Linked DNA regions of Homo sapiens: region 1 is linked to region 2. A link is a contact called in ENCODE Hi-C or POLR2A ChIA-PET data. All regions are on one chromosome and are shown on one strand. Each heading gives the region's core, a stretch centred on a gene start or an enhancer-like site at or near the end of the contact. The rest is flanking DNA. Distances are from core to core; before and after follow the strand shown. Region 1 holds the start of CDCA3 (cell division cycle associated 3). Region 2 holds the start of SCNN1A (sodium channel epithelial 1 subunit alpha).

Region 1 (5,046 bases), core at 1,545-4,044, 480 kb before region 2:
TTTTCCAGTGCCTTTGTAAAGAGTGATGGAGAAGGTGGAGGAGGAAATTGGAGACAATAAGGGTCTTCCCTCAGATCCAAGGCTTTGAGCAACAACAGACATCCTCTTCCAGGAATAAAAGTCTCAGTGGCCTTGAACATTTCTCTGCTGTGATATGAAAAATAGTGCACTGTCTAAGGTAGTTCTTGGTCCCATAGATTGCTCTGTACCACTTCCTAGGAACAGTGTGTACTGCAAGTTCATGAACAAATAGAGCATTTCTCACCGGGGAGGTCAACTAAGCTCTTTCTACCATGAGCCCAATTTGAAGGTAACCAAATATGCTGGAAGTTGGTTAGCAAAGAACTAGGGCACACTGAAAATCTCTTGACTTGGGGTGAAAAAGGGAAAGTTTCAGAAGATTACAAAAACCCTTTTTGGATTATTCAAAGCAGTTACTAAGGAGAGAGACAGGAGTGAATAAAAGTGTAAAGAGGGACCCACTGACTTCTACCACCTGCTGGTAATTTAAGAAAAACCTTTCCCTCCTGGGAAGAATGTGGGAGCTCTGAAGTGATTAAACTCCTCTGTTGGAAATTAAAGATGCTGATTTCACCAAGGATTGGGAACCCCGGAGCTCTGCTCCGCGCAGTGCTCTTTTACCTCTGCCAAAGCCAGACTTCAGAGAAGCAGCACATTGTCTGAGGCCCAGATCAAAGCCTAGCAAACCAAGCAAACCACAAATCACAGTGATGATCCTGAACTGGGCCTCACATCATGCTGTTCTACTCAGTACTGGTGATGCAGTAATGAAGGCTTTCCACTCTGACTTGCAGTTTTCAGGCCATGAGCTGGTTCTGGCAGAATACACTGGGCAGGGCACAGCAGCTTGAGGGGAGGGGTGGTGAGGGGGGCGGATCCCAACCAAGCTGCTGCCTTCTCAGTTCAGGCCCCAAAGGGCCTCCGCTTGAGGGTGACATAGGGAAGGCAGAACTGCAGGAAGGGAGGTACCAGGTGGAGCCTGCAAAACGTGAAGCATGGTGTGGGAGGTGGCTTTGTGTAACTAGCCAAGAGTGGGAGCGGGATGGGAAAGAGGCCTTAGCATCCTCCGAGAAAGAAACCACCTCTCTAGGAATACTTTAAAAGGGGTTATCTCAGCTGTCTGTGATAGGCTGGGGGGCGGGGGGAAGGGTGGGGGCTGCGGCCATTGCTCACTTCAAAGGAGAAACGACTAGAGCTTTCCTCTCCTCTTTCCTCCCCTCCCCGCCCCCTGTCTGTTTTAACCACGGGGTGGAGGCTCTCTGCCTTTCTCAGAATCGGACTTCTTGAGAGTCCACTCCCAGACTATTAACCGCCTAGGAACTGCGGTCCCCACCCCCCAACTCCAACCCCGGCCGAGAACAGTGGGGAGTCGTCCCCATCACTCCTACACGAGACTACAAAACCCGGAGAGCCGTGCGCGGCAGACAAGGCCGACTGCCAGGTTTTCTCAAGGGTCCACTTGGGGGATGTAGTCCGACGGTCGGGCTGCGCCCCTAGCTTAGAACGGCAACGAAGGCAGTGAGTGACTACAATGCCCACAGTGCTCCACGAAGCGGGGAGCCGGAGAGGTGAGCGCGGCGGCTTCCGGGGACGGTAGTCACACGACAGCCGCAGTTAATGAAAGGCAACGGCAGAGTGGAGCGTGGGAGACTACAAGTCCCATGGTGCATCGCAGGGAGGCGGTAGCCCAAGCCTTGCAGGCCCCAGCGGAATGACCAGGGCGATGGAAGGAAGTCGTGCTCGTTGCGGGCGTGGGGAATGGGCTTACCGGCGTGTCGAAGGAGAAGGCGCACTCGTCTTTGTGGACCCGGTCTCCAGCCTTAGGGACCCGGATCGTCGGTAATACTGACAGCAGCGCCTCCTCACTCAGCTCCGCCATGACACCGGCAGCAGCTTCTCCACACACGGCGGCTCCCACCGTTCCCAGTCCCCTCCCCTGCCCCTCCCGTCCAATGAGCGCCACTCGTTAGGGGCATGCGCCGCGGAGACGACGCGCGAGAATGGCAGTTGGACGGAGCCTGCCTGCCGGTGCTCCGCCCCTGCCCCGCGCTTGACTGACGCCAATGAGAAGCGCTCCTAAGGCAATTGATGGTTGAAAGAACCAATCCCACTCCTCCAGGGCGGGAGCGCACGTAGAGCAGCTAGGTGGGCTTCGGGGTTGCAGCTGCTGCGGCTCCGCAGCTGCTCCGGCTCCGGGACCCTTAGAGTCCATTCGCGTGCCTTCTATTGAAGAGCAGGAACTGACGGTTGTTTTAGGCCTCTCAATTCCAGAAAGTTTCCTGGGGACCTGTCCGGTCGGAAAGTCGAGGGACAGTTGTCTTGGTATTTGTAAAGGGGGTATCCAGTGAGGCGGAGCTTGAGGGGGTTGTGTCGAGTGACTGATACAGCTGTCAACCAATAAAGCTACTATCGCTCGCCTCAGGAAAACCATCACAACTCCAGCTGGATGTGCGCATAATAGTGTAATCACTCATGATTCTATTTTGTTTAATAATTCGTTCTTGAGACTAGACGTCTCGAAAGCGAAGACTGGCACTCCTCAGCCTGCCACGGACGGCTCGCAGGCCGATACTGAACAGAAGTACCCTTATCAAGGAGGCGTCACCCCTGGGCAAGCCTAGCATCAGTCCATTGACACCTACAGTCACCATGATAGACGTTCTCCCAGACCAACAGCTTCCTTTGGCTCGAGGCGGGTCTTACGTGGAGGGCCTATGGGAACTACGTCGGCTCAGCCAATAGGGTCAGGGCAGGGGGCGTGGCGGGAAGTTTGAAACTGGTAACTTCGGGAGTTGAGCCACGAGCTGTTGTGCATCCAGAGGTGGAATTGGGGCCCGGTAAGTGATTTGAATAATTTAATAAATAAGTTAGAGGGCTCAGCAGGCCCAGAACGAGCCATTTTGTCAGCTGCAGCAGTCATTAACTCCGCAGAGGCCTCTGGTCCCTCGCCAGGAAGTTTCTTCACTGGAAACTGGGAAGACAGGGTGGTTTAGGGTTGAAGGTCCGACGTGGAAGAGATAAGGGCTGAGACCTGAGTCACTTCTCACAGGCATTCCCTCCTCGTCCCGGGCTGGCCCTTGCCCCCACCCTGCAACTCCTGGTTGAGATGGGCTCAGCCAAGAGCGTCCCAGTCACACCAGCGCGGCCTCCGCCGCACAACAAGCATCTGGCTCGAGTGGCGGACCCCCGTTCACCTAGTGCTGGCATCCTGCGCACTCCCATCCAGGTACTCTGGGCCAGCGTGGGAAAGGCAGAGAATGTCTGAATTCTTGGGTCTCTTCCTAACCTGATTTTGAGAGAGCCGTCATGACCCCACCCTTATCCTAGCCTTATTTTCTGCAATCTCAATCTGTGTGGGGTAGGCTGGATATCTGAGGGCCTTGGCAATTCCTTCCTGGAATATGGGGAGGAGAGGAGAGAAGAGTCAGGGCCCAGACTTGTTCTAGCCTATGGTCTTGACAGGTGGAGAGCTCTCCACAGCCAGGCCTACCAGCAGGGGAGCAACTGGAGGGTCTTAAACATGCCCAGGACTCAGATCCCCGCTCTCCTACTCTTGGTATTGCACGGACACCTATGAAGACCAGCAGTGGAGGTAAGCGTTGGGCCCAGGGAATGCTGATGAAGCTGTCATCTATTATTCTTGGGTAGGGTCCATGAAGCCATTCTCTCAGGGTTCCTTAAAGGGGCCTCTATCCTCCTGCTTCGGACCCATCTCACTCTTATCTCAATATTTTGTTCCCAGCCTGGGTGCGGTGGCTCATGCCTGTAATCCCAGCACGTTGGAAGGCCGGGGTGGTCAGATCGCTTGAGCCCAGGAGTTCAAGACCAGCCTAGGCAACATGGCAAAACCCCATCTCTAGAAAAAATACACACACATAACACACACACACACACACAAAAGCACGGTGGCATGGGCCTGTGATCCCAGCTACTCAGGAGGCTGAAGTGGGAGGATTGCTTGAGCCCACAAGGTCAAGGCTGCAGTGAACTGTGATCACGCCACTGCACTCCAGCCTGGGGGACAGAGCAAGCCCCATCTCAAAAAAAAAAAAAATTGCTCCCTTTCACCTTGATTTCCTTGATTTCTCTCTTCCCACTTGCTCACCCTCCTGGGCATGAGTCCTGGGTTTCTGTATGTTTTGCTCCTTGCTGAATGTTGTGTATCAGAAGGTCACTGTTCACTTCACTTTCTTCCTCTAGACCCCCCAAGCCCACTGGTGAAACAGCTGAGTGAAGTATTTGAAACTGAAGACTCTAAATCAAATCTTCCCCCAGAGCCTGTTCTGCCCCCAGAGGCACCTTTATCTTCTGAATTGGACTTGCCTCTGGGTACCCAGTTATCTGTTGAGGAACAGATGCCACCTTGGAACCAGACTGAGTTCCCCTCCAAACAGGTGTTTTCCAAGGAGGAAGCAAGACAGCCCACAGAAACCCCTGTGGCCAGCCAGAGCTCCGACAAGCCCTCAAGGGACCCTGAGACTCCCAGATCTTCAGGTACAGAATCTAAGGCAAGATGCAGGGAAGATAAACTAGGATAATGTTTTGGGATAAGGTCCATGGGTGAGTGTGGGAGGAATAAACTGTAAGTCCTAGTTTTGGGTCCTTGCTTTAACGCCTTACCCACCCCAGGTTCTATGCGCAATAGATGGAAACCAAACAGCAGCAAGGTACTAGGGAGATCCCCCCTCACCATCCTGCAGGATGACAACTCCCCTGGCACCCTGACACTACGACAGGTAAAGGAAGAGAAAGTGCAAGCTGTTACTAGGATATCCAACGTAGAGGGTGGGAGACCCTTTTACCCAGATCTTCCCTCTTCTGAACAGCAACTCCCCCCAACTCATACACTGCCGTTTTCAGGGTAAGCGGCCTTCACCCCTAAGTGAAAATGTTAGTGAACTAAAGGAAGGAGCCATTCTTGGAACTGGACGACTTCTGAAAACTGGAGGACGAGCATGGGAGCAAGGCCAGGACCATGACAAGGAAAATCAGCACTTTCCCTTGGTGGAGAGCTAGGCCCTGCAT
Region 2 (5,390 bases), core at 2,475-4,974:
ATAAACTAGGAAAGACGCCAGTTCTGCTGTCTTCTGCAGACTGGGTCAGCAAACAGTGACCGCTAGACACTGAGGTCACCAAGATGAATACGCCTGGTCTCTGTCCTTGTGTTGCGGGAAGTCAGGGACCCCAAACGGATGTATACGTACAAACACACATACATCAGGATAATAGTAAATAATAATAATAAATAATAGTAAACAGTGGTAAGTGCAGAGATAGGCTCTCCCTAGGAGGGTGGAGTGATTACTTCCGTCATCTCCTGTCCGCGGAGAACAAGAGGCAGGAAGACCCTTTGCACTCATAACCCTCATCCCATGGCAGCCCCTCTGGTTTCACTTCTCTCCCTGCAGCCGTGCATATTTTATGGCCACACCACAGGGTTAGAGGATAGCTGGTGTTGGGAGGGGAAGGCAGCCCTGGGTTGGCGGGAAGGGCTGGGGCTCTGGGGGAGTCTGGGGGTAGTCCTGGGAAGGCAGGGGGTCCTTCCAAGACAGAGTCTACAAAGCTCTTGACTTCTTATAGAACAAAACTGTACTTCTCTCAAAGTCAGAGAAGGAGAACTGGGCTTGGAAAGGAGTGGCCTGGTTTTCAGTCTGACCCCACCCCTAACTCCTGGGTGACTGTGGCCAAGTCACTTTGCTTCTGTGGGCCTCAGTCCCCTCATGCATGAAGCAGGGGGCTAGATGCAAGGTCAGCTGGAAAAAGTCTTTGTCCATCTGGGTTGCCTTACCCACCCCTTCTTGCCCTTTCATTTTCTCAGGTAAGATCACCGGGGCCCATAGAGGTCAAGTGCCTTTCTCAAAGTCACATAGTTTAAAAGCAAAAATAGGGGCTGAGTATGGTGGCTCACACTTGTAATCCCAGCACTTTGGGAGGCTGAGGCAGGAGGACTGCTTGAGCCTAGGAGTTGGAGGCTGCAGTGAGCCATGATCATGCTGCTGTACTCCAGCCTAGAGGATAGTGCATGATCCTGTCTCTAAGATAAATAAGAAAATAAAAGCAAAAATGGAAGTTGTAGAAACATACCTATAGCATGGTCTCTGTCATAAAAAAGAACTATATATTTTGTTTTTTAAAAATACATGTAAGTTTATAAAGGCACACAAAAAGATATAGACAGATATACAAATTATGGTGGCTCCCCTTTGGGGAGGGAAAGGAAGGGGACTAAGGGAAGCTCTATATACTTCTGTATTGCTGAAAAATTGTACTGTGACAAAAACATATTTGTGTATTATTTGTACACTTTAAAAGATCATCTTTAAAATGGACTTCTGACCAAAGTCCAGGTCTCAGATTTCTATTTTCCTCACAACACCAAGCCTGTTCTAGCCCGCTCCAGGTCTAGAATGCTGCAGCACTAGGCTCGCATTGCCACTCCCATACCCGGCAGGACGTGGCAGGGTCACCACCCTTTGGCTCAGCCCAGACCAGGCATTGCAATTCTTCTCACAGAGCCCTTGATATGAAAACTATTTGCCATGCTGCCTTAAGCTAGTGGTTGGATTTCAGGCATGAGCTGGCAAATAGAAAAGGCAGGGAGGTGCTTTTCAGAACCTTTGAGATCAAACAGCCAGGGTGCTGAGCACCTTATTGCAGGGAGGACCATGCCCAATGTAAGGACCTGGCTCAAGGGAGACTGGAGTTTCTAGGGGTCTCTGGGATATGTGGGGCAGTGGGGACAGTGCAGAGACCTTTTCACAGAGCCAAGGAGATAACCCAGCACCCAGAGAGCAGACGAATCCACGGGCTCTGTGTGGGAGTGAGGGAGGCCTTCCCGGCTTTCACATCCAGGTGCACCTGAGCCCCGATCCCCCATGAGTCTGTCTCAGGAAGTAAATGGCAAAAGCGCTAAGTAGATAGCCCCAGAGGAGGAGGAGAATTCTGAATTCTGTTTATAGCTCTGCTCCTATTTTGTTTTCTAACCTCAGAAAACTGATTTATCCTTGGGAAGGGTCAGTTTCTTCATTAGGACAATGAAGAAAAATCCAGCTGTCCCTTCCAAGGGGAGGTATCATGAGCAGTATCAAGGTAAGCAAGGGAACCTGGTTTGGAATCCTGGTTGACACCGGCTTTCACTTTAAGAAGTCGCAAGAGACTGCCGCAAGAGAGGAAGCCACAGACCAGGTTGGACCCTGAGCCTGGAGTACTGCCTTTTCTCTTCTTTGCCTGCTAAACTCCTTGCTTGTCAAGATTCAGCAGAGATGACACCTTCTCTGGGAAGGCTTCCTGAGTCTCCTGCAGTGAGCCCCTAGGCTCCCCTAGCCCTTGGCTCTTATGTCTTATCTCTGAGAAATCTGAGATCTGCACTTTTGTTAGAAGTCCGTTTTAAAGACAATCTTTTAAAGTGTACAAATAGAAACCTTATCTTATTGTATTGCAGGCCTATCTCCTCCCCCGGTGTGTATCAATGCTCAGGCTGGGCCTTTGTCTGCTGGCTTGTGGAGGGAGGCAGGACAAGCCAGTGACCACATTCCTGCACTCTGGGCTGCCTCCTGTGGGGCCCGTGAGGAAGCGGCAGCCTTCCCTGCCGCGTGCAGGGCCTGGGTTGTGTGGGTGGCTCTCCCGAGTCTCCTCCAGCCCTTTTTGGGTCTGATTCTCTGACCCTCCTCTCTCTCCTTGCTCACCACTTGGCACTCCACTCCTTATCCTTTTGCTGCATTAAGTTTGGAAAGAGATTTTGGAGAAAATATAGCCCATCAACGAATTTCTCCTCCTCCCAGGGCCTGTCTAGGCGTGTGCCATGCCCACCCTCTTCCTTTCCAGCGCTGGCCACATCCTCCCTGCACCTTCAGTGCCTGCTTTCCCTGCCTCTTCCTGGGCTCCGGGTCTGTGTCCACAGTGTCCTGCGTGGCCCTCGCGCTGCCTCTGGTTGCCCACATTCCTGCAACTCTGTGACCACAGCAGGGGCGATTACACATTCCTGGCCTGGCAGCCAACAGTGTAAAAAAGAACAGAATGTCCTAGGGCCCCGCCTAGCCCCCAGCTTCACCTGGGCCCCTCCCGGGTCTGGACAAGGTTGGAGGGGGTGGCGAGGAATCAGCAGGAAAGAGGAGGGACCAGGAGGAGGCAGACGCATCCCACCTGAGTGCGCTGCTCCCACTTAGTGAGCGGGGAGGAGACCTGCAGAGACCTCTTCTCTCTTCTCTGCAGGGCCTGAGGGTGAGGCTGACCTGTGGGTGCCCTTGGAGGGCTGCCCACTTGCTGAGCCTCTAGCTCCTGGAAGCACACTTGGGACTCCCCCCTTGCTCTCCTTCCTGGAGACAGACTCCCTTTGGTGCTGGCTCCTTCTATTTGCCCCCACCACTGCCCCCCACCTGCCTCTACTCACTCAGTGCCCCTCCTCCATCCCTATCTCTCTGTCCTTCGCTGTCCCTCTCTATTGTCTCCCTCTTTCTGCCCTCCTGTCCTCCCGGTTCCCCACCCAGGCCCTCTCAGCCTGGCTGGCCCCTTCTCCTTGTGTTGCCCTCCTAGCTGTGGGCTCAGGATCCTTCTACTTGTTCAGATCTTTGCCCCTCACCTGCCATCCTGTCCCCCAGCCTCCTTGCCTGTCTGCGTCTAAAGCCCCTGCCCAGAGTCCGCCTTCTCAGGTCCAGTACTCCCAGTTCACCTGCCCTCGGGAGCCCTCCTTCCTTCGGAAAACTCCCGGCTCTGACTCCTCCTCAGCCCCTCCCCCCGCCCTGCTCACCTTTAATTGAGATGCTAATGAGATTCCTGTCGCTTCCATCCCTGGCCGGCCAGCGGGCGGGCTCCCCAGCCAGGCCGCTGCACCTGTCAGGTGAGGGGGAGGAGAGGTTTGGCTGCCAGATTCAACTGGAAAGGAACCAGTCCCAGTCCAGCCGCAACCTGGGAGTGGGAAGCTGGAGGCAGCCCAGACCTCCTGGAGCCCTGCAGTCCTGGGGCAGAGACAGAATCAGGACACAGCTCGAGGTCAGGGCCAGAGGCTGGAGCTGAGGGCCTAGAGTGAGAGGGGGCAAGGCAAGGGGGGGAGAGGAAGAGAGGCAGGATTAGAGAGAGGAGGCAGGCCAGAAAGAGGAGAGCAGGAGAGACCCAAAGAGAAACAGAAGGCAGATAGAGAGGGAGTGAGAGGCAGGAGCTGAGACACAGATCCTGGAGGAAGAAGACCAAAGGAAGGGGGCAGAGACAGAAAGGGAGGTGCTAGGACAAAACTCGAAAGGTGGCCCTATCAGGGAAGCAGAGGAGAGGCCGTTCTAGGGAAGCCCAGCTCCGGCACTTTTGGCCCCAACTCCCGCAGGTCTGCTGGCTCCAGGAAAGGTGGAGGAGGGAGGGAGGAGTGGGAGAATGTGGGCGCAGGGTGGGACATGGGCATGGCCAGGGGCAGCCTCACTCGGGTTCCAGGGGTGATGGGAGAGGGCACTCAGGGCCCAGAGCTCAGCCTTGACCCTGACCCTTGCTCTCCCCAATCCACTCCGGGGCTCATGAAGGGGAACAAGCTGGAGGAGCAGGACCCTAGACCTCTGCAGCCCATACCAGGTCTCATGGAGGGGAACAAGCTGGAGGAGCAGGACTCTAGCCCTCCACAGTCCACTCCAGGGCTCATGAAGGGGAACAAGCGTGAGGAGCAGGGGCTGGGCCCCGAACCTGCGGCGCCCCAGCAGCCCACGGCGGAGGAGGAGGCCCTGATCGAGTTCCACCGCTCCTACCGAGAGCTCTTCGAGTTCTTCTGCAACAACACCACCATCCACGGCGCCATCCGCCTGGTGTGCTCCCAGCACAACCGCATGAAGACGGCCTTCTGGGCAGTGCTGTGGCTCTGCACCTTTGGCATGATGTACTGGCAATTCGGCCTGCTTTTCGGAGAGTACTTCAGCTACCCCGTCAGCCTCAACATCAACCTCAACTCGGACAAGCTCGTCTTCCCCGCAGTGACCATCTGCACCCTCAATCCCTACAGGTCGGTTAGTCCCTCTGCCCCTTCCCTGGTGCCTGCGCCTGGAAGGGTGGTCCAGGGTGCTGAGGTGCTCACTGGGCAGGCAGAGCCTCAGACCTGAGGGTGGGAACTGACACCCCTGTCCCAGGTAGAGCTCACTGCTGGCAAAATGAGGAGCCTCCAGCTTACTGGACTGGCGTCCCTGCCCAGTGGAGCCATCCTAGCACCCCAGGCTCACCCAGAGTGTGGTTGTTGGAGCAGCATTGCCCTCCCCTGCCCTCTCTTCTCCTTCCCTCCCATTCCCTTCTCCCTCCTGCAAGTGGGAGGGAGTGCTTGCAAAAGGGCAGGGGTGTGCTCAGCTGCATCCCTTTTCTGGAGCAAGATGCCAGCAAAGTATAAGACCTCGTCCACCTCAGCAGGAGAGTCTGATGGAGGGGTGAGGCTAGGTGAGGGGAGGCGAGACCGTGCAGGTGCTGTGGAGGTGGTGCTGTCAGT

What was found. Hi-C counts contacts between places; a loop is a spot of excess contacts on that map. ChIA-PET counts read pairs that join two places held with the same protein, here RNA polymerase II (POLR2A). Pooled maps may share reads with other maps.
Region 1: a loop to region 2 is called in a pooled map, with 3 times the contacts of the local background. The contact joins the promoter of CDCA3 here to the promoter of SCNN1A in region 2. A Hi-C loop is called at or near these places in 6 of 50 pooled maps. POLR2A ChIA-PET finds 5 or more read pairs at or near these places in 3 of 52 experiments (HepG2, PC-9 and activated CD4-positive, alpha-beta T cell).

The regions. Positions count from the first base shown.
Region 1 is chr12:6,849,034-6,854,079 of GRCh38, reverse strand. It overlaps CDCA3 (cell division cycle associated 3), which reads left to right and starts at 2,794. Exons shown (of 6, transcript NM_031299.7): 1 at 2,794-2,858; 2 at 3,071-3,247; 3 at 3,484-3,613; 4 at 4,222-4,515; 5 at 4,651-4,757; 6 at 4,882-5,046. The coding sequence starts at 3,128. The coding sequence ends at 5,037. USP5 (ubiquitin specific peptidase 5) reads right to left here and starts at 1,930. Exons shown (of 20, transcript NM_001098536.2): 1 at 1,790-1,930. The coding sequence starts at 1,900. RefSeq lists silencers at 939-988, 1,959-2,068, 2,739-2,788 and enhancers at 1,269-1,908, 2,179-2,228, 1,332-2,292, 2,299-2,578.
Region 2 is chr12:6,373,897-6,379,286 of GRCh38, reverse strand. SCNN1A (sodium channel epithelial 1 subunit alpha) reads left to right here and starts at 3,724. Exons shown (of 13, transcript NM_001038.6): 1 at 3,724-3,782; 2 at 4,450-4,919. The coding sequence starts at 4,504. It also overlaps a transcript of LTBR not described here. RefSeq lists enhancers at 2,292-2,896, 4,713-5,317.